Linked DNA regions of Homo sapiens: regions 1, 2, 3, 4, 5 and 6 are each linked to region 7. The links are chromatin loops, found by intact Hi-C in ENCODE. Cell type or tissue: sigmoid colon. All regions are shown on one strand. Each heading gives the region's core, and the rest is flanking DNA. Links, peaks and the distances in the headings are about the cores only.

Region 1 (4,425 bases), core at 256-4,255, 480 kb before region 7:
GTATATTTATTACATAGTAATGTGTGGATATATTTTTATTGTAAGAAAACTAAAATATTAAAGATTAAAAACTAAAATTCCCTATGATCGCCACCTCCCAATGCCATTTCTCCTCCCCAGAAGTAACCACATATCAGTTATATATAGCAACATGTATTATCAGTGATGGTAGGTTAGGTTATGCTACAATAACCTACAATAACAACATCCTCAAAGTCTCAGTGTCTTATATTAATAAAAGTTTATGTCTTTTGTTTGTTTGTTTTTTTGTTGAGACAGGGTCTCACTCTGTCTCCCAGGCTGTAGTGCAGTGGCATGATCATGGCTCACCGTAGCCTCGACCTCCTGGGCTCAGGTGATCCTCTCATCTCAGCCTCCCAAGTAGCTGGGACTACAGATGTGTGCCACAAGGCCCAGCTAATTTTTTGTGGTTTTTGTGGAGACAGGGTTTTACCATGTTGCTCAGGCTGGTCTCGAACTCCCCAGCTCAAGCAATCCATCTGCCTCAGCCTCCCAGAGTGCTGGGATTACAGGCGTGAGCCACTGCGCCCAGCCTAAAAATTTATATCTTAATTGCATGTTTGTGATGGGTTGAATTCAGCTGTATCTCTGGACACAGCTGGAAGAAGCAGCTGGAACATGCTGATCTCATGGAATAAGGAAAAGAGAGAATGGGGGAGCCTCTTAAAGCTTCTGCTTGGATGTCTCACATGTCACTTCCACTCAAATTCCCTTGGCCAAAGCAAATCATATGGCTATGCCTGACTTACGTGGGGTGGGGATGTAGAATCCTTCCATAGGGCAAGTCGGTAAAATTCCATCCTTTTATAGTGTATGTAAAACTCTAGAAATAGATATAATTTTTATATAGTTTATTAGGGTACTGAATCTTATTTCTTCATGCAAAAATATGTCTTAGAGGTCTTTCCATATTATACAAATAGATCCATCTCTTTTTAATTTAATTTTTTAATTTTTTTAACCCCAGGGCAGAAGGCACCATCTCCTTTTTATTTTATTTTTATTTTTATTTTTCAGATGGAATCTCACTCTATCGCCCAGGCTGGAGTGTAGTGGCATGATCTCGGCTCACTGCAACCTCCGACTCCTGGGTTCAAGTGATTCTCCTGCCTCAGCCTCCCAAGTAGCTGGGATTACAGGCGCCCACCACCACGCCTGGCTTTTTTTTTTTTGTATTTTTAGTAGACATGGGGTTTCATCATGTTGGCCAGGCTGGTTTCAAACACCTGACCTCAAGTGATCCCCCAGCCTTGGACTCCCAAAGGGTTAGGATTACAGGCGTGAGCCACTGTGCCTGGCCAATTCTTCCATTTCTTATTTGAGAATGTCAAAGAATGCATCTCCAATCAGCCAGTGGAATATTGCATTTTATTTATTTGTTAATGGCTTGCAACCCATAAAATAATCCATACATTATATCAACATGAATGACCCAAATGTATTGGTTATTGCAGCTGGATGGCATGCATAGCCTAGGTCACAGGTGGATGGAAGACAGACAAAACCATTTTTACTCTCTGAATTCCTCCTCCACTACCCCATCACTGATGTTGTCTCCCTCCCAGCCATCTCCCTTATTTGAGGAGCAATGCATGGGGAATAGGTAGTGGGCGCTGCAGTGCATACTGTGGTGTGCCACCCAGACCCCCATCCCCAGGATGGGGCATTTATTCCCCCAGCTGCTGGGAGCATTGGCTGCTGGCAGCTCTCAGCTGAGTCCCTATGACTGTTCGAGGTGGACATTCCAAGGTCCTGTCCTCTTGCCATCCCAGCTCTATATTCCCCATGGCATTAGCCAAGGCCTCTGCTGAGGTTGCACTGCAGTTTGACTTTTCCTTTCCACAGATGTAATCCCGACAGCACTCTGCAATAGACTTCCTGACTTCAAATCTCCATATTGGAGTCTGATTCCTCGGGACCTGACTCACAACAGCCCACCACAGGCTCTGAAGTCAGACAGAACTGGGTTTCAGTCTTATCCCAAACACCAACTAGATATGTAATCCTAGAGATGATAAGTCCACTATACACCTTGTATGCCTCGGGTTTTTAATATCAACTGAATGTTGATAGTTTCTTGGAAACTGCAACTTTAAGTGAAATGATGTATGATGAAACCATTTTTTCCCTCATAATCATAATGGAAGGACATTACTTGAGGACGTGCTGCACATCATTTTGCTTAAAGTCGCAGTTTCCAAGAACCCATCGAAGAAGTTAAGTGAGGACTTACTATATACACTTCTTGCAGTTACTGTGAGGATGAAATAACACATGTAAAACACTGAGCACAGTATCTGGTACGTACTAGGTGCTCAAAACAAGTGCTAGCATGTTAGTAGTACTATTACATTAAAATGATAATCTTGGTAGAGTAATTAGATGATCCAGGACAGAGGAGATGGAGAGATTTTGCTAAAATTCATTCTCTCTTTTCCCCTCCTTGCCTGCATTTCCAGTGCCCTCACGCCCCGCTGAAACAGAAATAGACCTGTTGTGCTAACTTATTTCCGGAAGATGGCGCCAGCAGATAACGCTGCGGACGAGTCCCTTTGGTTTTCTTTTTCTTTTTCTTTTTCTTTTTCTTTTTTTTTGAGATGGAGTCTCGCTCTGTCGCCCAGGCTGGAGTGCAATGGCACGATCTCGGCTCACTGCAACCTCCGTCTCCCAGGTTTGAGGGATTCTCCTGCCTCAGCCCCCCAAGTAGCTGGGATTACAGTCATGTGCCACCACGCCTGGCTCATTTTTGTATTTTTAATAGGGGGGGGGTTCACCATGTTGGCCAGGCTGGTCTTGAACTCCTGGCCTCAAGTGATCCGCCTACCTCGGCCTCCCAAAGTGCTGGGATTACAGGTGTGAGCCACTACGCCTGGCCAGGAACAATTTTCACTATTCACAGATTACATATCAATTTCACATGTGTTATCTCATTTGATTCTCCTTCACCAACCATTTACCAAATGCTGATTATTCCATCTTTACTGTTTTATCCCTTCGCCAACAAATGCTTACTGAGCACTTACTCTAGCCAAAGAGCATCTTTAAATGCCTTCTCAAGCGCAATGACTAAGAAACAAAAAAGGAAATAGAATTCTAAGCCTCTGCTGGAGAGCTGGACTTTCCAGAGATGAATAAGACAAGTTCCAGCCACTGATTTCTTTCTGGTTCTGGGTTGATGTCAACTTGTGCTCTGGAAGGAGGCTGCTTTCATAAAGCAGAAGAAGCTTAATTCAAGTGAAACTGAGTCAGAAAGAAAGCAATTCCTTTGCAGGAGCAGCTAGGGTGCATCTCAGAGACTGTCTGCAGTACTTCCCAAGGGCTATTGATCTGAGAGCAGAGCATTCGGTCCTTGGACTGGTGAAAATTGCTGAGCAGGCAAAAGAAGAATAAAACCCGTAAAGGGAATGGAGAAAAGATGTTGAAGGGCTTCCGGGTAGGGAAGGTTAGCTGGACTGCATTCAGGAGCTCCAGACAGAAGTGACTCTGCAGTTCCTTGAGCTTCGCAGGCAGGCCTGCAAGCAAACCTGGAAACCACGAGACCAGGGCCTGGCGATCCATTTCTTTGGTGGGGACAGAGGTGCTCACCCTCAGCCTTCTCACGCTCACTCCAGAACTGTGACGGGGTGAGCTCACGTGACAATCACCTCAGCAGTGCAATTTTAGGGGTGTCAAGAAGGGCTCCTTCTATGGCTGAAATCTCTTTCAACAGTTACTGTCTGGTGCCCCAAATGCCACCACTGGTGTCCTTTATTTCTTTTCTTTTCTTTTCTTTTCTTTTCTTTTCTTTTTTTTTTTTTTTTTGAGGCAGGGTCCCACTCTGTCATCTAGACTGGAGTGCAGTGGCGCGATCTGGGCTCACTGCAACCTCTGCCTCCTGGGTTCAATCAATTCTCCAGCATCAGCCTCCTGAGCAGCTGGGACCACAGGTGCATGCCACCGTGCCAGGCTAAGTTTTATATATTTTTGTAGAGATGAGACTTCACCATGTTGGCCAGACTGGTCTCGAACTCCTGACCTCAAATGATCCTCCCGTCTCGGCCTCCCAAAGTGCTGAGATTACAGGCACGAGCCACTGCGCACAGCCCATTAGTGTCCTTTAATATGAATATTGCAAGAGTTAAAAACAGGACTTCTATAAAGAAATGTATAATTATATTGGCTTGGAGAAAATTCTGCAAGTGTACACATCAGTTGTTAACAGGGGTTATCGTGAGCCAGAAAGTGTGGAGTAAGTAAGGGAGATTAATGGAGGTCAGAAAAGGAAGAAGAAAAGGATAGATAAGAAAAAAAAATCACACTTAAAAAGGGTGCTCTTGATTAAAAGAATGTGTATTATTTGTTATGATTTATGAAAAAGGTTACTTCTATTGCCCATACGCGTTAAGACAGGCATGAAAGATGCCC
Region 2 (4,425 bases), core at 131-4,130, 350 kb before region 7:
ACTTTATGGACTCGCCTTGAGTTCTTTCTTACGCGAGTTCCAAGATCCAGATCCCTCTCTTGGGGTCTGGACTGGGACCCCCTTCCTGTAACACTACCACCTCCCCTGGTCCCTTGGTATGCCACTGGATTTCGGGTTTATTTATTACTGGGATCTGGTTTACCCTAGCTAATAAAGACAGGCATAAAGGTATAAATAGCAATGACGAACATCCATATGTACAACATGTTTTTTAAGGAAAAAAACATTACAAATATGACTGTTGACATGAACATTTAAAATAAATTTAGATTTATTCTGGCAACTGCAGTCTGATACTTAAGCAATCTTCCTGACGTGGGGAAAAGACTCAGGGAGACTTTGCATTCCACAGATGCCACATCAGCCATCTGGAGTAGGCAGCGCAGCACCAGTTTCTGCCACCAGGTTCTGATTTAGCCGACTTCTTGATTGCAACCTGTCTTACCACAAGGTCTTTATGATCTGTATCTTGTGCTGACCTCCTATCTCATCCTGTGACTTAGAATCCTGTGACTTAGAGTAGCCATTCTTTATTCCTTTACTTTCTTAATAAACTCACTTTCACTTTATGGACTCACCCTGAGTTATTTCTTGTGCGAGCTCCAAGAACCCTCTCTTGGGGTCTGGATTGAGACCCGATCCAGAACATAAAGATCATCAGCCATCTGGAGTAAGCGGTGATACCACCAGGTTCTCCAACTCTGGGTTTTAGTCAGATGGCCACAGAGCAGGGGTCAAGAGAGGAAGGCAGGGGAGTGGGACTGCAGTGAGATGTCTCAGAGACTGAGAGAGGCAGGGGGGTTAGTGGACCTGGAGGGTGTGTCCTTGAGGTGAGTGGTAGTGAGGGGGTTGAGAGGGTAGAGGGAGTCAAGTCAGTCACCTGTGTCCCACCCCTGCTGGCTTCAGGGCAGGGGAGAAGCTGCTGAAGAGGTTCACGTTAGGTTATTGGCCATCCAACAGAGACTGGATGAAAAGACCTGGCCCAGCGAAGACGTTAAAACCTTTTTCATGAAAGCCAGTGGTGAGGGGGCATTGGGCAGTGGAGGTGTGACCAGAAAGGGGTCCTGATCCAGACCCCAAGAGAGTGTTCTTGGATCTCCTGCAAGAAAGAATTTAAGGCAAGTCCACAAAGAGAAAGCAAGTTTATTAAGAAAGTAAAGGAATAAAGAATGGCTACTCCATAGACAGAAGAGCCCTCAGGGCTGCCGGTTGCCCATTTTTAAGGTTATTTCTTGATGACATGCTAAACAAGAGGTGGATTATTCATGTGTCCCCTTTTTAGACCATAGAGTGTAACTTCCTGACATTGGCATGGCATTTGTAAACTCTCATGGCGCTGGTAGGAGTGTGGCAGTGAGGACTACCAGAGGTCACTCTCGTCGCCATCTTGGTTTTGGTGGGTTTTGGCCAGCTTCTGCAGCCTGTTTTATCAACAAGGTCTTTATGATCTGTATCTTGTGCCGACCTCCCATCTCATCCTGTGACTTAGAATGCCTCATCGTCTGGCAATGCAGCCCAGTAGGACTCAGCCTTATTTTACCCAGCCCCTACTCAAAATGGAGTTGCTCTGGTCTAACGCCTCTGACAAAGGGGCCATAGATAAAGACCAGGCCAGTGTGATGGGGCCACTTGCAACCAAGTTTGTCAGCCAACCTGGAGGTGATGAAGAGGACTTGGCCCCTACTTCTGCCCTTGGGTTCTCCCTGATGTCATAATTCATGTCAGTGGAAGTGAAAAAAGATGAATTCTTGAGAATCAGATGGCTGAGAATGCACCTCAGACCCTAGACCACATTTTAGCCATGGAGAGGCAGGTGGCCTTTTCGTTAGCACCTGACACATGGTGGCCATTGGTTGCCTCCCCTTTCCTAGGCAGAAAGTCGAGGGGTACCTCCCAGGGAGGCTGTTGGAGTTGCCCCTTGAAGACAGCCTCCTCCTGGCAGGTGGCCTCTCGGCTGTTCATGCATGGAAATGCCACAAGGAGGCAGCAGCACATCACTGCTGTCCTCCCCCGAGCTGGAGCTGTGTCTGATTTTAACGAGATGGGAGGTTTGTTAAAATAGATTTCTGGGCCCTACTCCCAGAGCTTCTGTAGGTCTGGGATGGGGCATTTCTAACAAGTCTCCAGGTGATGGCTGCTGCCTCTGGTCAGGTACAATGGATCTATCTGTTAGAAGTCAGGATAGTGATTATCTTGTGGGTAGTGAAGAGAGGGAGACCAAGGTGGATTTTGGAGGTGCAGGCAATGCATGGTCCTGCTGTTGACCCAGGTACTGATTGCATGGGTGTGCTCATTTGTGAAAACTGGACTAACTGAACACTTTTATTTGTATACTTTTTGTTTGTTTGTTTGTTTTGTTTTTTCTGAGACAGGGTCTCACTCTTGTCACCCAGGCTAGAAGCAGTGATGCAATCTCGGCTCACTGCAACCTCCGCCTCCTGGGCTCAAGCCATCCTCCCACCTCAGCCTCCAGTGTAGCTTGGACTACGGGCATGTGCCACCATGCCCGGCTGATTTTTGTATTTTTTGTAGAGGGGGTTTCACTACGTTACCCAGGCTGGTCTCGAACTCCTGAGCTCACGCGATCCACCCGCCTCAGCCTCCCAAAGTACTGGGATTACAGGCATGAGCCACCGTGCCTGGCCTTGTATACTTTTTATACTTCATTAAAAATTCAAGAAAGAAGAAAAAGCCAAGGAAAAGAGAAACAAAATGGAAAGAGAGGAGGAGAGAGGATGAGAGAGAGAGAGACAGAAGAGAGAAACGGTGAGAGAGAGAAACATAGAGAGATAGAAGAAAGAGAGAGGAACAGAGAGAGAGGGAGAGAGGCTGGGCTAGCCGCTGGTTCAGCTGGTTCTGACTTCCCATCCTGGATTGTGAGTGGTGATTCTATTCTTCAAGCCTCAGCTTCTCATCTGTAAAATGCAGATCACAGCAACCACCTCATTTTCAATAAGAGAAGGTATAGAAAGTGTGAAAGGAAAATGAAAACCCCAATTCACTCTGCCAAAAGGAAAAAACTAAGCTGAAAGTTGAGTCATGCAACAAGCTGCCTTTCCTTTGTTCGTAAGCAGAGAGCCACAGATAAAAGGCCAGGTATCTCCACGAGTAGCCACTCTGTGTTCACCTTATCTTATGTAAAGTTACAGAGCGTGAGACGAATACATAATCGAATACATAATTTCCCTACCTGCTCTTTTTCTCTTGCAATATGTGGATTTCCAGACCCTCCTTCTTTCCCCTCCAGCCTGCTTTCCCCTTTAAATACTGAAGCCCTCAAAGTCATCTTTAGAGAAAGGCACAGACCTCTCTACTGGGCGTGTCCTTAACCTTGGAAAAATAAATGTCTAAACTGATTGAGACCTGTCTCAGACACTTTCTGGTTTACAAAAGCATCAAGAACACAGTAGCTGCTCAATAAACAGTGAGACTGTAAGCTGCTCCCCTTAAGTGTGTGGGCTCCCCTGGGCGCCGTCGTTGTTCCTGGATCCCAGAGCAGGGCGTGGGAGGGCCTGGCTGTCTGTGTTTGCTAGATTCATTTTAATTGTAACTAGTTAGGATGGGGAGGACCACGGGTGTCCTGGCAGGCAGGAGGACCTCCTGGGGCCTGTTGATGCCCTTCACTAGGGAAACTTCTTCCTTACGGCTCTCGGCTGGAGGAGGATGGTGTGCCAAGGGCCCCAGGAACAGGCCCTGTGCCAGGTCCTTCAGCCACAGCTGGTAGCGGAGTCCTCTCCAGAAAGCATTCTGCCCCGGGACACTCAGCTTGCCCCGCAGACCCAGGCCAGCACTGAGGAAGTGAGTGCAGAAGCTTCCCATGGAGGAATGGCCAGGCCTGGGCACCTGTGGCCGTGAGAGCTTCAGAGAGGGTAAACCTGGTTTGCCCCTGTGACTTTGCCCCCGACACGTTTCCTCTTCTCCACAAACAAGAGGATTCCCAGTCTTTGCCTTCACAACACTTGCCAAGAATTGCAGGCAGGATGATAATAATAGCTTCAGTTGAAGAACATGGAGGAATTACCTTCCTAATACTCACAATACCCCTGCGGAGTGGATACTCACTATTTTTTTTTTTTTTGGCAGAGTCTTGCTCTGTTGCCCAGACTGGAGTGCAGTGGCATGATCTTGGCTCACTGCAACCTCCACCTCCTGGGTTCAAGTGATTCTCATGCCTCAGCCTTCCAAGTAGCTGGGATTACAGGTGCGTGCCACCACGCCTGGCTAATTTTTGTATTTTTAGTAGAGATGGGGTTTCACCTTGTTGGCCAGGCTGGTCTCGAACTCCCGACTTCAGGTGATCCGCCCGCCTCGGCCTCCCAAAGTGCTGGGATTACAGGCGTGCTCGCCACTGCACACAGCCGGGTACTCACTTTATACAGCCATCCTGTGGGGTGGGCACTACTA
Region 3 (4,425 bases), core at 125-4,124, 300 kb before region 7:
TCAGCCCCAGAGAAGCCCCCAGATGGCCCCCAAAGAGCAGCCATCATCCTGACTTTAACATCATAAATTAGTTTTGCCTCTTGTGAACTTTTTGTGAGTGGAATCACACAATATGTATTATTTTGCGTGTGGCTTCTTTTGCTCGACACATATGTGTGCAAGTTCCATCTACACTGCTGTGTGTAGTTGTTCATTCATTTTCATTCTCACTGGAGTATTGCATTGTATGAAGATACCACAATTTATCCGTTCTGCTGTCGATGAGCATTTGGGTAGTTCCTGGTTTAGGGATATTTCAAATTATGTGGCTATGGAGATCACTGGCATAGTCCTGTCCAATAAAATATGATAGACACAGAAGAACTGAAAATATGAGTCAAACAGATATTTGTACCAAAATGTTCACAGCAGCACTATTCACCATAGCCAAAAGTGGAAACAACCGAAATGCCCATCAGTGAATGAATGGATAAACAAAATGTGGTATATCCTTACAATGGAACATTATTCAGTCTTAAAAAAGGAAGGAAGGTCTGACATATGCTACAACATGCGTGAACCTTGAAGACACTATACTGAGTGAAATAAGCCAGCAACCAAGGACAAATTGTATATGATTTCTCCCGTATGAGGCAACCTAGAATAGTCCAGTTCACAGAGACAGAAAGTAGAATAGTGGCTGCCAGGGGCTGGGAGGAGAGGAGCAAGCGGAGTTGTTGTTTTATAGAGGCAGAGTGTCAGTTTGGGAAGATGAAAACGCTCTGGGGGTAGATGATGGTGATGGTTGCGCAACAATGGGAATGTACTTAACACAGCTGAACTTCTGGACCCTTAAAAATGGTCCAAATGGTAAATGTTATGCATATCTTACCACAATAAAAAGGTAAAAATATATAATATGATCCACAATGCAAGCCATGTATATTTCTAGCAGCCACATTCAAAAAAGAAAAAGAAATAGGTAAAAGTAATTTTAAAAATTACTTAACCCAGGCCAGGTACAGTGGCTCATGCTTGTAATCCCAGCATTTTGGGAGGCTGAGGTGGGCAGATCACTTGAGGTCAGGAGTTTGAGACCAGCCTGGCCAACATGGTGAAACCCCATCTCTACTAAACATACAAAACAAAATTAACTACGGGTGGTAGCAGGTGCCTGTAGTCCCAGCTGCTCAGGAGGCTGAGGCAGGAGAGTCACTTGAATCCGGGAGGCAGAGGTTGCAGTGAGCCAAGATCATGCCACTGCACTCCAGCCTGGGCGACATAGTGAGACTCCGTCTCAAAAAAATAAAAAACAAAAATAAAAATTACTTAATCCAATCTATCCAAAATATTATTGCGACACATCATCAATATTAGCAAGTTATTAAGGAGTCATTTTGCATTTTTGTTAGTATACAAAATCCCATATATATTTCACACTTGCAGCACATCTCAATTTGACCAGCCATATTTCTTTCTTTTTTCTGAGACTGTCTCGCTCTGCTGCTCAGGCCGGAGTGCAGTAGCACGATCTTGGCTCACTGCAGCCTCCGCCCCTGGGTTCAAGCAATTGTTGTGCCTCAGCCTCCCAAGTAGCTGGAACTACAGGTACGTGCCACCACGCCTGGCTGATTTTTGTATTTTTAGTAGAGACAGGGTTTTGCCATGTCAGCCAGGCTTGGATCAGCCATATTTCAAGGACTCAGCAGCCACATGTGGTGGGTGGCTCCACATCAGATCATGCAGGTCTAGTTCAAGTCTTTTGATGAATGTATCATGCATACCTGTTAGATATGTGCATTTTTAATTTTGATAGATGTTACCAGATTAGCTTCTATAGGTGTTAAACCAAGTTTTCTTTTCTGGTTTTTTTTTTTTTTTTTTTTTGGTTTGTTTGGAGATGGAGTCTCACTCTGTTGCCCAGGATGGAGTGCAATGGCGAGATCTCAGCTCACTGCAAGCTCCGCCTCCTGGGTTCAAGTGATTCTCCTGCCTCAGCCTCCCGAGTAGCTGGGACTACTGGCGTGTGCCACCACACCCAGCTAATGTTTGTATTTTTAGTAGAGACAGGGTTTCGCCATATTGGCCAGGCTGGTCTTGAACTCCCGACCTCAGGTGATCCGCCCTCCTCGGCCTCCCAAAGTGCTGGGATTACAGGTGTGAGCTATCGCACCTGGCCAAAACCAAGTTTTAATCCCACCAACAATGTAAGAAGGAGTGTGTCTCCATATCCCCACCTGCATAAGTTTGCCAGTTTGATAGCAAAACAGTGCCTGCTCAGGTGGTGTGGGTTTAACACGTTTCTCTTCCTAGGAGTGAAAATGAGAATCTTTTTATATGTTAAAATGCCGCTGCGCTTTCCTTTCTGTGAACCATTGGCTCACCAATTTGAGGGCTATTTTATACTTCTCTCACCCCTCTCCCCGTTCTCCAGGCCCCACCAGAGTTGGGACTAAATGAGGGCTCAAAGCCAGATATTTCAGAATCGTGCTGTTGTCTTGCTGGCAAATTCTGTCTGAGTTCTGGGAAGCAGGGCTTATCCTTGAGGGCACACCGCCCCCTGCTGGCCAAGATGGGTTTTTCCTCCCCAGCTTAGACCAGGAGAGGAGGCAGGACGGCTGGCGACTGAGGGGGGCTGCCTCTGGAGTCTGGGTTTGATCTCACGTATACCATTGACTCCTATGTGACCTCAGGTAAGCAACTTCACCTCTCTGGGCTTTCTACTTCCTCACCTATAAAATCGAAATAATAGCCATTCTTCTCACTCTCGGCGTTGTTGGAGGAATAATCCGGTGATCGGGCTTGAAGGTGCTTCACAGAGTGTGGCAAAAAACAAGTGCTAACTAAACAGTGGCTGGGATTCTTGACATTCAGAAAGACCCAGTGGAGAGAGAGAAAGGATGACGGGAGCTTAGCAAAAGAAGCAGCTGGTGCAGCTGGAATTTCATAGGTCCACTTCTGCCTAGCCAACTTCTAAACCTGTTTTCTCTTGGCTCCCTTACTTTCCAGCCAGAGGCTCAGTCATACTGCAATGCTGAGAACTCCCTGCCTAAGCCAGACAGGGCCTTGACCTTTCCCCCACGTTGGGCTGGGCACACTAGAGTGCTGAGCAAATCCACACTCAGCACCTCCCCTCCCCCCCCCACACACACACATACACAAAGCCACACATGCAAAGCATTTGGATATCTTCTTCCAGGGAGCTTATAGACACCCCAGCAGAGGCTTCTGTGATCACACTGGCTGAGCACCAGCTCTCTGTGTGGTGCTGGATGAGGGGAGTTTTATCTGAGCCACTCTGGCCCCCCGCTGTAGGGCCCTGTCCTCTTATTTGACATTCAACTCTTGCCTAATTGACAATTACACTCATATCCTTCCTCTGCTCTGCAACCTTCCATGGCTCCCCAGTGCCTACCACCTAAGGCCAGATTCCTCACCCTGGCATTCAAGGCCACTCATGGCCTTGGATGGTCTGTGTGTGGAGGGGCCCACTAGGCTACATGAGGAACGCTCTCTCAAATCCTGCCCTTCCTTCAAGATTGAACTAAATGCCACTTCCTTCCTTCCTTCATTTCTCTACCCATTCATTCAACATGATTTATTAAACACAAAATGGATTTATTAGCACATATTTATTACCTACTATGTGAAGACATTATTCTAGGCAGTGGAGAGAGATAGTGGTCTCAGCCAATTGCAACTGAAATGTGTTAGTTTTGCAAATGTGAAACATATGCCCATGCGAATGCGTTGGAAAGTTCCTCCATGGCCCTGGGAGAGGACATGCAAGTCAGGAGCCCTGATGCGTCACCAGCCTCACAGTAAATTCACCTCTGTGCCCAAGAATGCAGGGCTGTCTCCTGGTCCAGGATCATGGTCTCTTCCTCCTCTGATCTCCAAGGACTTGCACTCTCGGCTCTGCCACTGACCAGCTTTGTGACTTTGGGAAGTCATTTTTCTAAGTCTCAGATTATGTATGTAAATGGGTATATAGGAAGTGATTCCTACCTTGAGAGAGGAATTAAATGTTAATTAAATTGCTTAAAGGGGTTAGGTTACATTAGATTAGGTGTAAAAACGTCTGCACGTGGTAAGTGCTCATTGAGCGGCAGCCATTATTATTACTATTAGCCGCAGCTGACTTGGGCAACACCTGCTACCTGCTTCCAGATGGATCCAGAGGTTTGCTTTCTTTGCCCACTGGAGGGCAGCAGAAAGCAGAAACCTGCCTTCCAGAGCTTTGCACCCCGGCTAACACCTAACACTGGCCTCTCAAGAGGCAGGAGGAAGGGTAAGGGGTTTCTGGGCTCAAAAGTGAGGCTGGCCAGTGAATTTTCTGTGTCTCTAGGACTGGATGCTAGTGGCTGGGGTAGGTTCCCTAAACAGCTCCAATCAATGCAAAGGCAGCCAAGTCATCCAGCCCACAGCCCCAGTGTCCGTCCCTGG
Region 4 (4,425 bases), core at 158-4,157, 170 kb after region 7:
GGAGCCTGCAGAGGAGATAGAAAAGGTGAGGCTGAGAGGGTGCCCCTGTGAGCAGTGGCCACAGGGACTGAAAGGAGAGCGAGTGGAGGAGGCGGCTGTGTTCAGCGTCAGGCAGGGCTCAAAACTCAAGCAACATGAGAATGAGACTAGGGCCACTGTATTCAGCAACAAGGAGGTTATCCATGACCTTGGCAAGGAACGTTTTGGTGAGATAGAAGTCTGGTTGCAGTAGATTGAAGAAAGGGTGGTGAGACAGAGACACAGAGACACACACACACACACACACACACACACACAGAGAGAGAAGGGGGGTGGGTGGAGAGGGGAAGAAGTACAGCCACTGAGAGAGAGAGAGAGACAGAGAGAGACCGACCCAGAGAGAGAGAGAAGGGGGGTGGGTGGAGAGGGGAAGAAGTAGAGCCACTGGCTAAGGCTCCAACAGGGAGAAAAGGACAGGAGCTCTGTGGGGAACCTGGGTAGAAGGGGGCTTTGTGGGTTTGGGGTTTGCTTTTTTTGTTTTTGGTTTTACTATGACAGAAGACATGATGTGTGTTTGCATATACAGAAGAAAGTGAGTTTCCTGAGAAGGGAGGAGAGCTGGGATTGGTTTTAGCTAGGAGGAGGGAAAGGAGAAAGGATGGCTATAGAGACAGGCAAAGATAAGGGATGGAGAGCAAGATTTCATATCTATTGGTTTCTGAAAACACAGATATACTTTTCTGGTGAAAACTTCTCTTCTCCCCCTCAGGCAGAGTTAGATGCTCATGAATACATAAGCTGAAAATGAAATACTTTGAAAAATGATAGCTAGCTGAGTGTCAACACTTGAGGGGCAAGATTGGTTTTGAGCATATGGAGGGTAAAGAAAGAATTCTTGAGAGTTAGGCTGAGCCAGGAAACTGCAATACACTTTCCTGAACTGTGTTCAAATGTGGAGTAAGCTGAAGACTCTCACCAAGACACAGCTCAGTTCAAACTGAAAAACCAAACCCACCTATTCTTTAATTGGGCAGATATAATAATTTATGAATTCCTAAAGGCTTAGCTCAGCAGCTTTAGAGCAGGAACTCTAAACTTTGTTTTGTTTTGCACAGGTTATACACTGACATGATTCAAAAATCAGAACACAAGGTATACACTCAGAAGCCCGGCCCCTCCTGCTGGCCCCCAACCACTTCCTGAAACACTTCTTAGTTACTTGTCTAGCTTATCAGTTTTTCTTTATGAAGATAGAAGCAATACAAACATATATTCTTAGCTGTACGTCGTGCTTTTTTTCACCTATATCTTAGAGATCTTTCCTCAGCGCACACACAGCTTCCTCAAACTTTTTCCCAGTTATATAGTATTTTGCTTTGTGGATGCACCAGTCCTGTACATACACTTCAGTTGTTTCTGATCTTTTGCTATTGCAGCCAATGTTGCAATGGATCATCTTTTACATAAATTATTACATATAGGTACAAATGTCATCTACAGGGTAGACTCTTAGACTTGTAATTTTGGTAGATATTGCCCAAATCAACAGGGCTGTCAATTTCACAATCCCACTGGTAATGTATTAAAAGTCCTGCTATTTATTCTCCCGACTCCCCCACCTCCAGCCCCATCCACAGGGCATGCTGTCAAGCTTTGGGATTTCTGCCAATCTGACAGGTTAAAAATGGTATCTCCGCATACTTTTTATAAGCACTTCTCTTTGAAGATTGAGATTGAGCATTTTTTCATAAGTTTAAGTGCTATTTGTATTTCTTTTGCTGTGAACCGTCTGCTCATGTCCTTTGCTCACTTTCTCTATTCGGCTGCTGCAGGAGAAGTCCTTAACCAGTGGTCTGTGGCTTTCTCGGAGGAAGGGAGGGAGGGCTGTCTTGTGACTCAGATAAGGTTAAGAATTGTAGGGAAAAAAACCGCTCACCCTAACCTGATACCTATTTTGTGGTATACATAGAGATGTTTAAGTTTTAAAAACTTTTAACTGAAGTTTAGTTATACGCACAGAAAAATGTACATATACCACATTATAGCACACACTCCTATAACCAACATCGGGTCAAAGAACAATATTACCAGCACCCCAAAAGCCCCTCTCAACACTCCCTTCCAATCCTTACCACATGGAGATTCTTTCTTCTGCAGCTTTATTTCTTGATTCTATTCTAAAGGCAAGTGATCCACAAATCCCGGGTCTTCCACAGTTTTGAAGCCACAGTGAAGGGCTTCACCAACGGTAAGGAAAGAGGCCCTGCAGTCCTAGGGCTCCCTCTGCTGGTGATCAGCAGCTACCAGGAAAAGCTGCCCCTCCCCTCCTGGAGCTCTGAGGATTGACTGGAGTCTTGGAAATCAAATTGGTGCAGGCTTAATGGGAATCGGCACACAGGCGCATGGCTGAGGCATCAGAGTCCTCCTTTACCTCCTTTACTCTCCATCCTGTTAACATTTCGGGAAAGCAACTATCAAAACAATAGACCACAGTAGCTTGGGGGCTATGAAGAGAATGACAAGAAAGAGCGGCGAATTCCCGCTTCCCAACCCTTGCCTATTCCCCATCCACAAAAACAGGAGGCTGTTGTGAAAGGTCCTGCTGCTTGAATCAACTGTCAAAGGCATCAACAGTCCCCAGTCATGTTTCCAGAAAGCCAGTAGACAACTGGAATTATTTGCTGAGATGACTGACTGACTGATGGACTCACTGGCTCCTGTGGTAGGTACAGCTCCTATTCTGGTGGACTGCATGCGAAGTCCCATGGGACAACGGGGTCGGGCCATTTAACACACACAGGGGAGCAGGAGTTGAGGGAGGGAAAGTCAACATAATAGGTTTTTCTTGCCCTCCAGAAATTTAGAATCTAGCAGGAGATACAAGAAATGTACGGGTAAAGGGCTGAAAATAAGTTCAGGAGGGACCTGAAGAAGCTCCAGGTGAAATGTTACTGTGGTCGTAGAGACAGGGAGGGGACCTGAGCTGACGAAGTGGACGGGTGGTAGACAGAGGAGCTGGAGGCTCTTCAGTTGTAGGGAGGGGCAAAAAACAGATGCCCAGAGAAGCCAACAGGCCCCCAGTGGACTCTCATGGTAGAAGAAAGTGGGGAGGATCACCACCATTGAGGCAGGTCCTTAGGGCTGTGGCTCCAGGAACTCCATTTTGTCAGGGTACCCAGAGCCAAACAAATTCTGCGGGATGGACTATCTGTTGACTGAAGATCTATAAGCCAGGTGCAGTGTATTCATTTGCAGAAAGGACTATGTCCTTCCCACAACTGGAATGCTTGTGTTTGCCTTCCAGGGCTCCCTTGTTTCTTTCCTCTGATTATCTCCCACCCTCTCCTTAAGGGTCCTGACCTTTCCTGTGGCTTCAATGGCCACCTGTATGCAGACTCCACAGTCTTTATTTCCAGTCCCCACCTCCCATGTGAGCTTCAGAACCATATATCTGCATGCCTGCTAGACACCTCCACGCGGCTGCCCCACGGATCTCTCAGGTTCACTCTGTCCAAACTGAACTAATTTAGAGATATATCAGCACAGAGAGGCAGTGACAGCACAGACTCTACCAAGCTGCCTAGGTTCAAATTCTAGCTCTGCCACTTGTTAGCTGTGTGACCTTGGTGAGTTACTTAACTTCTCTTTGCTTCAGTTTCCTCATCTGGAAGATGAGTGTGATAATGGTAATCTCATAGAATTGTGGTGAGAATTAAAATGAGTCTTCTGATGCATAGGAAGAGCTATGAAAGTATTAGCCCTCATAGGCTGGGCATGGTAGCTCATGCCTGCAGTCCCAGCACTTTGGGAGGCTGAGGCAGGCAGATCACTTGAGGCCAGGAGTCCGAGAGCAGCCTGGCCAACATGGCAAAACGCTGTCTCCACAAACAAACAAACAAACAAAAATTAGCCAGGCATGGTGGCACACGTGGGTGACTAAGGCAGGAGAATCACTTGAATTAGGGAAGCAGAGGTTGCAGTGAGCCAAGATTGCACCACTGCACCCCAGCCTGGGCAACAGAGCAAGACTCTGTCTCAAAAAAAAGAAAAGAAAAGGAAAGAAATAAAAGAAAGTATTAGCTGTTACTATGATTCTCCATTTAAATGTTCTTCCTCTGCTCACTGTCAGCTGGGTTCAACAGAGTTTAATTGAGATGGGCACCAATATCCATTCAGTTGCTCAAACTGGAAAGCAAAGTATCATTGTCAGCTTTCTCTCACTGCCCATCCTGTTCGTAGTCAATCTCTCCCCAAGGCCTGATCTACGCAACTTTCCAATCGGCTCACTTGTTCTCCATACTTAGGGCCACCTGCCCCTTCGATCACCATCATCTCAGGCCTGGATCACCATGCCGGCTCACGCTGAAACCAGTCATCTTTCTAAAATAAATTTGGTCATTTCTTTCCATAGCTCCTACAGTTCTCAGAAGGAGAAACCTCAGGATA
Region 5 (4,425 bases), core at 276-4,275, 230 kb before region 7:
TAGGATGAGGCCTCCAGAAATGAACACAGAGGTACTTCCCTGTTTTCTACCGCCACACACAGCACTGGGACTTTATGAAAGTCTCTGTGCCCATCCCTAATTGTTTCCTGAGAGTATATCCCTAGAAGTAGAACTGCTGGGCTAAAGGGAAGGGTGAAATAATTTTTAGATTTTTGACACATTTCCCAGTTGCCTTCCCAAATAGCACAGTGGTATTCATGATGACAAAAAATTGGCAGAAAGACTTATAAAGTCAGTGCTGTTTTTATTTATATTCCCACCAGTAGCACACAAGATTGTCCATTTATGTACTCTTGGCAACAAGAAGTACTGCTACTATATTAACAAAAGGTTAATTTGCGAAGGGGATACTAGTATCTCTCATTGAGCACCTATGGTTTTCTGAAGGCAATTAGATAGCAGTCATTGCATGGACTCTGGCTACCTCGCAGACCTGAATTAGTAAGTGGGAGGGGTGGTCTAAGCACTGGCCTGACTTTAGGAGTTCATAGTCCAGTGGGGTGGGCCCATGGGCCCACCCAGCAAATCCTAGTTCTAGACCCACTCAGGCAAATGCCCAATGTTTTCTCTAGTGTGAGGATGTTTACTGCACCTGGTCAGTAATAGCAGCCTATAGGAAACCACCCAAATGTCCACCAGGAGGTTAGGCATCGCGTGAATTATGAAGTAGTCATAAAAAAGAAATGTGCCATACAGCCACTATGGAAAACAGTATGGAGGGTTCCTGAGAAAATTAAAAACAGTACCATATGACCCAACAATCCCACTACTAGGTATATATCCAAAGAACTGACATTGGTATGTCAAGAAGACATCTGACCTCCTATGTTTACTGCAGCACTATTTATAATAGCCAAGATATGGAATCAACCCAAATGTCCAACATGATTGAATGGATACAGAAAATGTATATATACACAAAGGAATACTATTCAGCCATAAAAAAGAATGAAATCTTGTTATTTGGGACAAAACGGATAAACCTGGAGGACATAATGTTAAGTGAAATAAGCCAGACACAGAAACACAAATACTGCATGATTTTACGCATACATGGAATCTTAAAAAAAAAAAAATTTGTTATCGGCTAGGCACAGTGGCTCACACCTGTAATCCCAGTACTTTGGGAGGCCGAGGCGGGTGGATCACTAGGTCAGGAGATCGAGACCATCCTGGCCAACATGGTGAAACCCCCTCTCTACTAAAAAAACAAACAAAAATTAGCCAGGCGTGGTGGCAGGCGCCTGTAGTCCCAGCTACTCAGGAGGCTGAGGCAGGAGAATGGCGTGAACCCAGGAGGCGGAGCTTGCAGTGAGCCAAGATCATGACACTGCACTCTAGCCTAGGTGACAGAGCAAAACTCTGTCAAAAAAAAAAAAAAAAGTTGATATAGAAGGAGAGAATACAACAGTGGTTACCAGAGACTGGGGAGGGGAGAGGAGAGGAAAGGATGGAAAGCTGGTCAACGGGTACATAGTTACAATTAGATAGGAGCAGTAAGTTCCTGTTCTATTGTACAGTATGGTGATGGTTAACAATAAGGCATTCTAGGCCGGGTGCGGTGGCTCATGCCTATAATCCCAGCACTTTGGGAGGCCGAGGCGGGTAGTTCACCTGAGGTCAGAAGTTCGAGACTGGGCTGGCCAACATCGTGAAACGTCGCCTCTACTAAAAATACAAAATTAGTCGGGTGTGGTAGCACACGCCTGTAGTCTCAGTTACTCTGGAGGCTGAGACAGGAGAATCTCTTGAACCCATGAGGCGGAGACTGCCGTGAGCTGAGATCACGCCACTGCACTCCACCCTGGGCAAGACAGAGCGAGACTCCGTCTCAAAAAAAAAAAAAAAAAAGGCATTCTATATTACAAAATAACTACAGAAGCTTTTGAATATTCTCATCACAAAGAAATAAATGCATGAGATGATGGATATGCTAACTGCCCTGATCTGATTATTATACAACATATATGTATCAAAACATCAAGTTGCACCCCACAAATATATACAATGACATGTCAGTAAAAAAAAAATAATAAAGAAATGTGCCAGATGGGCCTGTACTGACATAGGACAATGTCTGAGATAAACTGGCAACTGAAAAACAGAGGTTGCAAAACAACACCTAAAATAAAACCCAGTTCCTGTGGGGAAAGATAGCAGACATATGAAAAAAAAATCTGAAAAAACATCTATCAACCCTGTCAACTGTGGTTCTTTGTGATTAAGGGGAACTTTCGTTTTCTAAGTCTATATTTTTTCAATGGTTGAAGTTTTATAAACCCAAATTATTGTGCAATGCTTTTAGAAGGTAGCTGACATTGGCAGAAGTGCCCAGAAGGCACCCAGGGTGGGGTTGAGCCAGTAAGTGCTGCAGGTGTGTGTGTGTGTGTGTGTGTGTGTGTGAGAGAGAGAGAGAGAAGAGAGAGAGAGAGAGAGAGAGAAAGAGAGAGACAGAGAAGAGGATCAGTATGGAGGGCAAGGCCCACATCCCCCCACAACACCTAGCTCAGAAGAAACACCTAAAGAATGAATTAGGGGCCCTCAAAGATCAGACAGGTGAGACAGGGAGGTGTCCTATGGTAGAAAGAGCAAAGAATGAGACACGTGACCTTAAACCCAAGCTCTGCCACCTAACCCTGGGCAAGACCCTGCCTTTCTTGGGGCCTTCATTTCCCCTGTGTAAAATAGAGGAGGGCCAGGACACTGTCCACGGCAATTCCCCCCGGCTACAGCAGATGGCGCACCCTGCCTATCTTCCTAGCAGCCTTGCGCGCTGCCCTAGTCACGCTCTGGCTCCTCCTTGGCTAAAAGAATTCCCGGAAGTTCCAGAGGTGGCTCCTTCTACAGGTCACGGAGGTTCACTCCTGCGCTCTGCCTCTGGGGAAACCGCTCAATGCTTCAGGACAGGAAAATGGCTTATGATAATAACAGTAATAACAGAGGATAAAAATGATGCTGACAATTCCTACGATAAGGAAAGGTACCATGGCCCAGGTGCCTGTGTTTTCATACACATCACGCACTCAGTGGCCACAGCTGCCCTCTGAGGTGAGTGAGGCCGGTTTACAGCCACGGCTCAGAAGGGCCTCAGCCCCACCTGAAACCCGCTGCTCTGGAAAATGACAAACCCCGAGCAGGCCACACTGGCTCCCGGAGCCTCCGAGTCCTCGGCTCTTCCTCAGTTAGACTGTCAGCTCCACGGGAACAGGAATTTGGTCTGGATTTTTCCCATGTCCAGCTGAAACCTAATCCTGGCAGCTGAGCCAACAGGTTCTGGCCGCTGCATTCCCTGATTCTCATCCAGCACCTGGTAAAGAGCAGGCGCTCCATGCACACTCGCTGGATTTCACTCTCGGGCCTCTGAAGGAGAGGGAGTTTGTGTCTATCCCTCTTCTCCCCTGCTGCCCGCCTGTCCTCTGTGGGGAGGAGCCGCAGTTCCTTCTTGGGGCTGTTGAGAAGGGCCTCCGTGCACCGTGGAGTGCTGTGCAGGTGTTCTTGTCCTAGGACCTGACACCATGGGATGGAATTACAGGCTCTATCTGAAAGGCCAGCTTCATGCTGGAATGTCTCCTGGGGCTTTGATCTCACAATGCCATCTGATGTTACAGGCTGCCCAGTGCAGGCCACTGGCCCTCGGGACACAGAGACAGCAAATGCCACACTCAAAGACCAATCCTAGAAAACATCAGCTGGGCCAACATGCTCTGGCTACCATATCCCCTCAGGGAACAGCAATTCCAAAGACGGCTCTGGGGAGCTCTCCAATCGAAAGCAGAAACACATCGTTTTATTTTTCTCCCATATTTATATTCGTCACTCACCCTCTCATCTTTAGAGTCAACAGCAAATGGGGAAATAAAGAATCCTCAGAGTTGGAAATCCTGTCAGAAAATGGTCATTCTCAAACCCTGTTAATGAGACTGTAAACTTCCAAGACCTCCTTGGGCAGTGACTTGACAGTGTGTATCCAGAAACCTCAACTTTTTCCATATCTTTTAGCTACTAAATCAGTTTATAATAATCTATTCTAAGAAAATAATCCAAGATCTACATGAAGATAAAATGTACAAAGATGTTCCTCATAGTATTTTTTTTTTTTTTTTTGAGACAGGGTCTCGCTGTGTCACACAGGCTGGAGTGCAGTGGTACAATCATGGCTCACTGTAGCCTCAACTTCCTGGGCTCAAGCAATCCTGTTGCCTCAGCCTCCTGAGTAGCTGGGACTATTCCATGTCTGGCTCATTTTTTTTCAGGGATGGGAATCTCATTATGTTAACCAAGGTGGTCTCAAACTCGTGGTCTCAAACTCCTGGGCTCAAGTGATCCTCCTGCCTCGGACTTCCAAAGTGTTGGGATTACAGGCCTAAGCCACTGCGCCTGGCCCACAGTATTATTTATAATAGC
Region 6 (4,425 bases), core at 235-4,234, 130 kb before region 7:
GAAGATTATTCCTGGGACCATATTTTAAGACCAGAGTTATCCATTGTTTACTTCTGCTAATTCTGAATTAGCTTGTCCTTGTAATATGACTTGATAATGTCACCCCCTCAGAGCAATTTCAAGCAGTTTCCTAATCAAGCATAATGACTCAAATTATATCCTCTCTTAGCTGGGCATGGTGGTGCTTGCTTGTACTCAGGAGGCTGAGGCCAGAGGATCGCTTGAGCCCAGGAGTTTGATGCTGCAGTGAGCTGTGATCACACAACTGTACTCCAGCTTGGGCAACAGAGTGACGCCTTGTCTTTTTAAAACAAAACAAAACAAAGGCCGGGTGCATTGGCTCATGCATGTAATCCCAGCCCTTTGGGAGGCGGAGGCGGGCAGATCACTTGAGGTCAGGAATTCGAGACCAGCCTGGCCAACATGGTGAAACCCTGTCTTTACACAAAAATTAGCTGAGCATGGTGGCACGTGTCTGTAATCCCTGTAATCCCAGCTACTTGGGAGGCTGAGGTAGAATTGCTTGATCCCAGGAGGGTGAGGTTGCAGTGAGCCGAGATGGCGTTACTGCACTCCAGCCTGGGAGACAGAGTGAGAACCTGTCTCAAAAAAAAAGAAAGAAAAGAAAAAAAGAAATAAAATTATATCTTCTTTCATGTAGTGTGGTCACTAACAGATTTTAGCAGACTAAAGATCTAGGTTACTCTTTTTTTTTGAGACGGAGTCTCAGTCTGTCGCCCAGGCTGGAGTGCAGTGGCACAATCTTGGCTCACTGCAACCTTGGCCACCCGGGTTCAAGCAGTTCTCCTGCCTCAGCCTCCTGAGTAGCTGGGATTACAGGTGCCTGCCACTGCACCCGGCTAATTTTTGTATTTTTAGTAGAGATGGGGTTTCACCATCTTGGCCAGGCTGGTCTTGAACTCCTGACCTTGTGGTCCACCTGCCTTGGCCTCCCAAAGTGCTGGGATTACAGGCGTGAGCCACCACGCCTGGCCCTAGGTTACTCTTTAAAAAAAAGGAGGTAAAGTTGACATAAAATTAACCATTTCAAAATGTTTAGTGGGCCGGGTGCAGTATCTCACGCCTGTAATCCAGCACTTTCGGTGGCCAGTGTGGGTGGATTGCCTGAGCTCAGGAATTCAAGACCAGCCTGGGCAACATGACAAAACCCTGTCTCTACTAAAAAATACAAAAAAAAATCAGCTGGGGGTGGCATTGCACACCTGTAGTCCCAGCTACTTGGGAGGCTAAAGCACAAGAATTGCTTGAACTCAGGAGGTGGAGGTTGCCGTGAGCCGAGATTGTGCCACTGCACTCCAGCCTGGGCAACAGAGTGAGACTGTCTCAAAAAAAAAAAAATAAAAAAGCGTATAGTGGCATTTAGTACATTCACAATGTTTTGCTGCCATCACATCTGTCTAGTTCGTCGCCCTAAAGGGAAATCCTTTACCCATTAAACCATCACTCCCATTTCCCTTCCCTTCAACCCCTAATCTTCTGTCTCTAGATTCACTTATTCTGGATATTTTATTATATAAATGCACTAATACAGTATGTGACCTTTCATGTCTGGCTTTTTAAATAACTTTGCATGATGTTTTCAGGGTTCACCTGTGTTCTATCATGTATCTATCTATTATGTCTGAATAAGCCATTGTATAGATAGACCAAGTCTCACTCTGTTGCCCAGGCTGGAGTGCAGTGGCATGATTTCAGCTCAATGCAACCTCCACCTCCTGGGTTCAAGCAATTCTCCTGCCTCAGCCTCCTGAGTAGTTGGGGCCACAGGCATGAGCCACCACGCCCGGATAATTTTTGTATTTTTAGTAGAGATGGGATTTCATCATGTTGGCCAGGCTGGTCTTGAACTCCTGACCTCAGGTGACCTGCCCACCTCAGCCTCCCAAAGTGCTGGGATTACAGGTGTGAGCTGCCGCACCCAGCCAGATATACCATATTTTTACTTAGGCCATATTTACTTATCAATTAATGGACAGTGGGTTGTTTCCACATTTTGGTGATTGTAAATAGTGGTGCTGTGAATATTCGTGTACAAGCTTTTGTTTTAATAGCAGTTTCAAACAAAACAGCTATTGGGGTCGGGTATATACTTTCTGGGTCATATGGTCATTCTGTATTTAACTTTCTGAGGAACCTGGTTCCTCTTGAATTGAGCTAAATGGCCCTTGCTGTTATTATTTGTCAGAGGGTTTCCATGTAGTGTTGCTTTATTTTTTTATTTTATTTTATTTTTTTGAGATGGAGTCTCGCTCTGTAGCCCAGGCTGGAGTGCAGTGGCGCAATCTCAGCTCAGTGTGAGCTCCGCCTCCTGGGTTCATGCCATTCTCCTGCCTCAGCCTCCTGAGTAGCTGGGACTACAGGCGTCCGCCACCACACCCGGCTAATTTTTTCTGTATTTTTAGTAGAGACAGGGTTTCACCGTGTTAGCCAGGATGGTCTCGATCTCCTGACCTTGTGATCCACCCGCCTCGGCCTCCCAAAGTGCTGGGATTACAGGCGTGAGCCACCACGCCCGGCATGTTGCTTTATGTTGTAATATCAGCTTTGGTAACTTGGATTCGCAGTAAGCAGCAAGTGGAGTTAGGTTTATATTTTTCTCATATTTTAAAACAAATGATGCTCTCAGAATATAATTAACATTTATTGAACTGTTAATGCATTTTAGGTAGTGTTGAGTGCTCATTTAATACAGCAGAGTCTGAGGGAGGAAAATTCCATTATTGAGCTCATTTTACAAATGGTCAAATGGGGTTAGAGTACGTAACTTGCTGGGGTAAAAAGCGGCAGAAATAATATTTACTCCAGAGCCCGTACTTTTAACCACTTCCTCCCAGCCATGATTCTCTGAGTTAAAACTATAAAGCCTGATTTGCCTCGCTTTCTCTTCTGCGACATCTGTGTCATAAAGGAGTATACTGAAGGCGGTCTCAGGTGACCATGGTGTGCTCATTCCAGGTTCCATGCCTCTGCAGCGGTGCCTCATGTTTGCTGTGTAGTTGCTGTCCTAACAGTAAGAATTCCACGGTGACTCGCCTCATTTATGCTTTCATTCTCCTCCTGAGCACTGTCGTATCCTATATCATGCAGAGAAAAGAGATGGAAACTTACTTGAAGAAGGTAAGAAGTAACAGTGCCCTTAAGGTATTGGTTATTTTTATTTTTATATTCTGCAAAATTCTAGTTTTATTTCGTCGTTGTTAATCAAGTTGGTTGTAATTTGGAGATTTTTTACTTATATGGGGGTGTGGTCAAAACACAGAAATATGAGGACATTAGTCCTTTTCCAGAAATACAGAATGAACATCTGGGCTCCAGTCGAACAACTGAGAGAAAACATTAAAAGGGTGGCTCCAAAACATTTTCTTTCCTTATGTGTTAAAGGTCGAAGCATCTAAACTGGACTAGTTCTTCACCTTTGGAAGGACTCAGTCGTAGCTGGAAAATCTCACAGGAAAGTGGCACACAGCCTCTTCATCCTAAAAGGGCAAAGAAGAGAGACCATATTTTTTTGAAACTAAGACTCACTCTGTTGCCCAGGCTGGAGTGCAGTGACATGATCTTGGCTCACTGCAACCTCCGCCTCCCTGGTTCAAGCAATTCTCCTGCCTCAGCCTCCCGAGTAGCTGGGATTATAAGCATGCACCACCATGCCCGGGTAATTTTTTGTATTTTTAGTAGAGATAGGGTTTTCACCATGCTGGCCAGGGTGGTCTCGAACTCCTGACCTCGTGATCCACCCACCTCGGTCCCCCAAAATACTGGGATTACAGATGTGAGCCACCGTGCCCAGCCGAGAGAGCATTTTTATTTTTAAAATGCATGTTATTTATACTGTTTGGTAACAAGATTGTAAATGAATTGGAAGACAAAGAGAAAAATTCCATAGTCAGTCTTGCAGTTGTTGAAGTAGTTAATTTTCTAAATCCAGGCTTTCCTGCAGTGGGTTAGAGTCTCTGTCTAAATGTAGATATTCTCGTAACATTGAAATTGCTTTTTTCCAGATTCCTGGATTTTGTGAAGGGGGATTTAAAATCCATGAGGCTGATATAAATGCAGATAAAGATTGTGATGTGCTGGTTGGTTATAAAGCTGTGTATCGGATCAGCTTTGCCATGGCCATCTTTTTCTTTGTCTTTTCTCTGCTCATGTTCAAAGTAAAAACAAGTAAAGATCTCCGAGCGGCAGTACACAATGGGTATGTTAGATTTATGATTAACTGGTTACATTATGGTGTGGCTCTTCCTTCCCTTCAGCAGTTAATATAGCCATTCTGATGAAATCAATGGAATATGTAAATGAGTGGCTCAGATGCATTTCTGATCTATTATGCATGTGAAATTGTTTTAATGTCATTTTCAGTTAGATTGCTGTAACATGGAGGGGATAGGGGGTCTTGTCTTTTTA
Region 7 (4,425 bases), core at 318-4,317:
ATTTAGAAAGGTTCAAACTCTTAATGGCTAACCAGGGTTTCTTGACCTAAGCACTAATGACATTTGGGCTAGAGAATTCTTTGTCGTGGGGACTGTCCTGTACATTGTCCCTGGCAGCATGTCTGGCCTCTAGCCACTAGATGTCAGCAGCACTTTTCCCTACCCTCAAGGTGTGATAATCAAAACTATCTCCAGACATTTATAAATGTCCCTTGGGGGTTGAAATTATCTCCACTGAGAACCACTGTGCTGGGCTTCTACCCTTACAAGAAATTTTCTCTCAGTCATTCAATGCTTCTCAAATCTTGGTGTCCATAAGAATCATCTGGGGCCATTATTAAAAATTCAGATGGCAGCTGGGCGAGGTGGCTTACACCTGTAATCCCAGCACTTCGGGAGGCTGAGGCAGGTGGACCACTTGAGTTCAGGAGTTCGAGACCAGCCTGCCAAACATGGTGAGACCTCGTCTCTACTAAAAATACAAAATTAGCCGAGCGTGGTAGCACATGCCTGTAATCCCAGCTACTTGGGAGGCTGAGACAGGAAAATCACTTAAACCCATGAGGCAGAGGTTGTGGTGAGCCGGGATCGTGCCATTGCACTCCAGCCTGGTTAACAAGAGCAAAACTCTGTCTCAAAAAAAAAAAAAAAAAAAAAAAAATCAGATGGTGGCTGGGCACGGTGGCTCACGCCTGTAATCCCAGCACTTTGGGAGGTGGGTGGATCACCTGAGTTCAGGAGTTCAAGACCAGCCTGGCCAACATGGTGAAACCCTGTCTCTATTAAAAAAAAAATTAGCCAGGCGTGATGGTGCATGCCTGTAATCCCAGCTACTCGGGAGGCTGAAGCAGGAGAATCGCTTGAACCTGGGAGGTGGAGGTTCCAGTGAGTGAAGATCGTGCCACTGCACTCCAGCCTGGGCGCCAGAGCGAGACCCTGCCTTAAAAAAAACAACAAAAAAAATCAGATGCCTGGGGTCCTACCTCCAGGTGCCAGGACCAACAGTGGGCCTAGTCATCAGATTAAAAAAAAGAAAATATTTAATAAATAGAGGTGGGGCATGGTGGCTCATGCCTGTAATCCCAACACTTTGGGAGGCCAAGGCAGGTGGATCACTGGAGACTAAGAATTCAAGACCAGCCTGGCCAACATGGTGAAACCTTGTCTCTACTAAAAGTACAAAAACTAGCTGGGTGTGGTGGTGCATGCCTGTAATTTCAGCTACTTGGGAGGCTGGGGCAGGAGAATTGCTTGAACCTGGGAGGCGGAGGTTGCAGTGAGAAGAGATCAGGCCACTACACTCCAGCCTGGGCGACAGAGTGAGAGTCCATAAATTAATAAACAAACAAATTAATTAATTAAAAAATAGAGACGGGGGGAGGTGTCTTGCTATGTTGTCCAGGCTTGTCTTGAACCCCAGCCTCAAGCAAATCAGCCTCCCAAAGTGCTGGGATTAAAGGCAGGAGCCATGGAGCACCTGGCCCAAGTGTTTAATGAGCTTCTGGGCACTTCTGATACCAGGTGCCCTCAGACCGCACTTTGAAAACTCCTCAAGGAGGCCTCTCAATCACCTGATCACCAAACCCTGTGTGAGGCTCCCTACCCACCTGGACCCTCTCCTTGAATTCCTCTCCTTTCCAATTATTACCCTTCCCTAGATAGCAAGTGGTGACAGAACCAAACCCTAGCTCAGCCAAAGCCCAAATTGCCTCATCTCCCTTCAGGGAATAGGCAAAAAAAAAAAAAAAAAAAAAAAAAAAAGATCACAGAGTTCAGCTGAAACCACTTAGGAAATATCAGCATCCCCACCTCCCCACCCAAAAGGACTCCTGAGTGGCAGCCTGAGAGGTGTGTCTGCTCATCAGAATAATGTTGTCAGACTGTGTTCTTTCTGGGGGATCATCACACTCCCTTTTCTGGGAACAAATGTTGGCCACTTGGTGGGATGGGCCATCATGATCTACGTCAGACAAATTCAGTGAGTCATGACTCAGCCTATCTCTCTAGACCCATCTTTTATGCCCCCTTACTTATAGTCTCTCTGAGGGCTGTTCTCAACTATTCTATTTCTCTCCTTTCCGGCACATGATGGGGATTACATTTTCTTGCTTCCTTTGAAATGAGATGTGACCATGTTACTTGTTTCAGGTAACGAGATGTGAGCAGAAACAACCTGTGTCACACCTGGGCAGAAGCTTTAAAGGCCAGTGCTGCCCTTGTTGGGGAAGCAAGTATAGATATGAATCGTTCCACAACGCGGAGCGCCCCCTGCCGACCCATGCTGGGCGTGTACTATAGGTGAGCAATTAACTTTGCTGTTCAAACCATTGAGACTTAGGGGTTTTTTTGTGGTTGCAAGCTAACTTCACTTCACTTGACTGAACACAGTCTTTCCAAAGTTTCACTAATTTTTTAATGACCATTATGATTTTTTCATATCTGTAACATTTTTCTTACATCAACTCACTTCTTTTTACTTCAATTTATTTTAGAAAGAAATATTATTACTACCAAATGAAACAGTATCATAAGTAGAAAGCAATGAGAAAATAAACAGAATGAAAGAAATCCTGATATCAAATCCTGACTTAATACTATTTGCCTTTCAAAGCCTCTGGACCTTTGGTCTTTATTTAAAAAAAAAAAAAAAAAAAAAAAAAAGGAGCCAGGGGCCAGGCGTGATGGCTCACACCTGTAATCCCAGGAATTTGGGAGGCCGAGGTGGGAAGATCACCTGAGGTCAGGAGTTCGAGACCAGCCTGACCAATATGAGGAAACCCCATCTCTACTAAAAATACAAAAATTAGCCGGGTGTGGTGGCATGTGCCTGTAATCCCAGCTACTCAGGAGGCTGAGACAGGAGAATTGCTTGAACCTGGGAGGCGGAGGTTGCAGTGAGCCGAGATCGCTCCATTGCACTCCAGCCTGGGCAACAAGAGTGAAACTCCGTCTTAAAAAAAAAATGGGAGCCAGGTGCGGTGGCTCATGCCTGTAATCCCAGCAGTTTGGGGGGCTGAGGTGGGCAGATCACTTGAGGTCAGGAGTTCAAGACCACCCTAGCCAACATGGTGATATCCTGTCTCTACTTAAAATGCAAAAATTAGCTGGGCATGATGGCATGTGCCTGTAATATCCCAGCCTCTTGGGAGGCTGAGGCAGGAGAATCACTTGAACCCAGGAGGCGGAGGTTGCAGTGAGCTGAGATTGTACCACTGCACTCCAGCCTGGGGGAGAGAGTTGAGACTCCGTATTTAAAAAAAAAAAAAAAAAAGAGGTCCCCAAGAGTACTTCTCAATCTTTTGGATCCCCAAAGCTGTCTAAGATTGTCAGAATATTTGAAGGCAGCACAGTATTGAGGCTGAGTGTACCAATTCTGGAACTTGACATCCTGGGCTTAAATTCTGGTTCAGTCATGGACTAGCTGTGTGACCCTGGACAAGTTACTGAACTGCTCTGTGACTGTTTTCTTATTTGCAAAATAGTGACCATAATGATGTGTATGGCATTAGGTCGTGGTGGGGATTATTTGTGTTAATGTATAAAAAGGGCTTAGAAGTGTGCCTGGCACTTAGTGAGTGCTATGGAGGCATTACCTATAAAATGATGGCAGGATCCAGATCCAAATAGATTTGGTGAATTATTGTTTGTTTTTTTTGAGACAGGGTCTCTGTCACTCAGGCTGGAGTGCAGTGGCGCCATCACAGCTCACTGCAGCCTCCAAGTCTCCAGGCTCAGATGATCCTCCTACCTCAGCCTCCAGAGTAGCTGGGACTACATGTGTGGACCACCACCCCTGGCTAATTTTTCTATATTTTGTAGATATGGGATTTCACCATGTTGCCCAGGCTGGTCTGGAACTCTTGGGTTCAAGCAATCTGCCCCTTCTTAGTCTTCAAAGTGTTGGGATTACAGACGTGAGTCACCCCACCCAGCCTGGAGAAATGTTTGAACTCCATGGAGATAAGTAAAAAATCCTCTGCATTGGTTAAAAATAAATCACCTGGATGATTTATTTATTTAGTGTAGATGGGAAAAGCTACCTTAGCAGAAAGTGACATAGCAAAATTCTAGAGGTTTTACTTGGTGGCAGCTGCCCAAACCTCTAACCCAGTCGTATGTATCATTAGAGAGAATGTAGTTCCCAGGTCAGAGGAGCTAAGAGGTCCTTGGCATTCTACTCCTAAGGAGCATATATGGACAATTGTGTTTAGTTTTCATTTTAATATGAATACTTAAAATTTTCCTAGGATGGCAGAGGATGAGAAAGCTATGCCCCTTAGGCCGAGTGCAGCGGCATGGCTCATGCCTGTAATCCTGGCGCTTTGGGAGGCCAAGGCGGGCGGATCACGAGGTCAAGAGATCGAGATCATGTTGGCCAACATGGTGAAACTCCATCTCTACTAAAAATACAAAAATTAGCCTTGC

Evidence for each region. A loop is a pair of places that touch in the nucleus more often than their neighbours do. Peaks named below come from ENCODE experiments on the same cell type or tissue, not always from the same donor. Only the 100,000 strongest peaks of a DNase experiment are listed, where the experiment ranks them.
Region 1: it touches region 7 in a loop (4-fold over the local background); 17 of 110 quality-filtered maps call a loop at or near these places.
Region 2: it touches region 7 in a loop (5-fold over the local background); 34 of 110 quality-filtered maps call a loop at or near these places.
Region 3: a loop joins it to region 7, with 8 times the contacts of the local background. A loop is called at or near these places in 43 of 110 quality-filtered maps.
Region 4: a loop joins it to region 7, with 3 times the contacts of the local background. A loop is called at or near these places in 77 of 110 quality-filtered maps.
Region 5: a loop joins it to region 7, with 14 times the contacts of the local background. A loop is called at or near these places in 90 of 110 quality-filtered maps.
Region 6: it touches region 7 in a loop (2.7-fold over the local background); 6 of 110 quality-filtered maps call a loop at or near these places.

What each region holds. Positions count from the first base shown.
Region 1 is chr20:44,865,867-44,870,291 of GRCh38, reverse strand. No RefSeq gene overlaps it. Among named protein-coding and RNA genes, the nearest start is that of YWHAB, 18 kb to the left of the region's middle. In sigmoid colon, for the core only: CTCF peaks have their summits at 2,345 and 2,544 (motif pointing right); a DNase peak (open chromatin) is centred at 2,521; H3K4me3 peaks cover 492 bases.
Region 2 is chr20:44,731,129-44,735,553 of GRCh38, reverse strand. The region is part of intron 3 of KCNK15-AS1 (KCNK15 and WISP2 antisense RNA 1); the gene reads left to right. Among named protein-coding and RNA genes, the nearest start is that of KCNK15, 13 kb to the left of the region's middle. In sigmoid colon, for the core only: a CTCF peak has its summit at 1,999 (motif pointing right); a DNase peak (open chromatin) is centred at 2,003.
Region 3 is chr20:44,683,479-44,687,903 of GRCh38, reverse strand. No RefSeq gene overlaps it. Among named protein-coding and RNA genes, the nearest start is that of LINC01260, 14 kb to the right of the region's middle. RefSeq lists silencers at 2,537-2,656, 4,258-4,317. In sigmoid colon, for the core only: CTCF peaks have their summits at 2,351 and 2,553 (motif pointing left); a DNase peak (open chromatin) is centred at 2,533.
Region 4 is chr20:44,215,369-44,219,793 of GRCh38, reverse strand. The region is part of intron 2 of OSER1-DT (OSER1 divergent transcript); the gene reads right to left. Among named protein-coding and RNA genes, the nearest start is that of OSER1-DT, 6.6 kb to the right of the region's middle. In sigmoid colon, for the core only: a CTCF peak has its summit at 2,269 (motif pointing left); a DNase peak (open chromatin) is centred at 2,269; H3K27ac peaks cover 489 bases.
Region 5 is chr20:44,608,500-44,612,924 of GRCh38, reverse strand. All of the region lies in intron 2 of PKIG (cAMP-dependent protein kinase inhibitor gamma), which reads right to left. Among named protein-coding and RNA genes, the nearest start is that of PKIG, 28 kb to the right of the region's middle. RefSeq lists enhancers at 2,231-2,290, 2,321-2,420, 2,471-2,540, 3,298-3,872. In sigmoid colon, for the core only: CTCF peaks have their summits at 2,546 and 2,751 (motif pointing right); DNase peaks (open chromatin) are centred at 2,794 and 3,224; H3K4me3 peaks cover 820 bases; H3K27ac peaks cover 1,467 bases.
Region 6 is chr20:44,512,592-44,517,016 of GRCh38, reverse strand. It overlaps SERINC3 (serine incorporator 3), which reads left to right. Exons shown (of 10, transcript NM_006811.4): 2 at 2,977-3,138; 3 at 4,023-4,216. Among named protein-coding and RNA genes, the nearest start is that of SERINC3, 7.3 kb to the left of the region's middle. In sigmoid colon, for the core only: no CTCF peak of the experiment used is centred there; no DNase peak of the experiment used is centred there.
Region 7 is chr20:44,382,396-44,386,820 of GRCh38, reverse strand. All of the region lies in intron 1 of HNF4A (hepatocyte nuclear factor 4 alpha), which reads right to left. It overlaps HNF4A-AS1 (HNF4A antisense RNA 1), which reads left to right. Exons shown (of 3, transcript NR_172878.1): 2 at 2,149-2,298. Among named protein-coding and RNA genes, the nearest start is that of HNF4A-AS1, 11 kb to the left of the region's middle. In sigmoid colon, for the core only: CTCF peaks have their summits at 2,069 and 2,273 (motif pointing left); a DNase peak (open chromatin) is centred at 2,250; H3K27ac peaks cover 215 bases; H3K27me3 peaks cover 2,280 bases.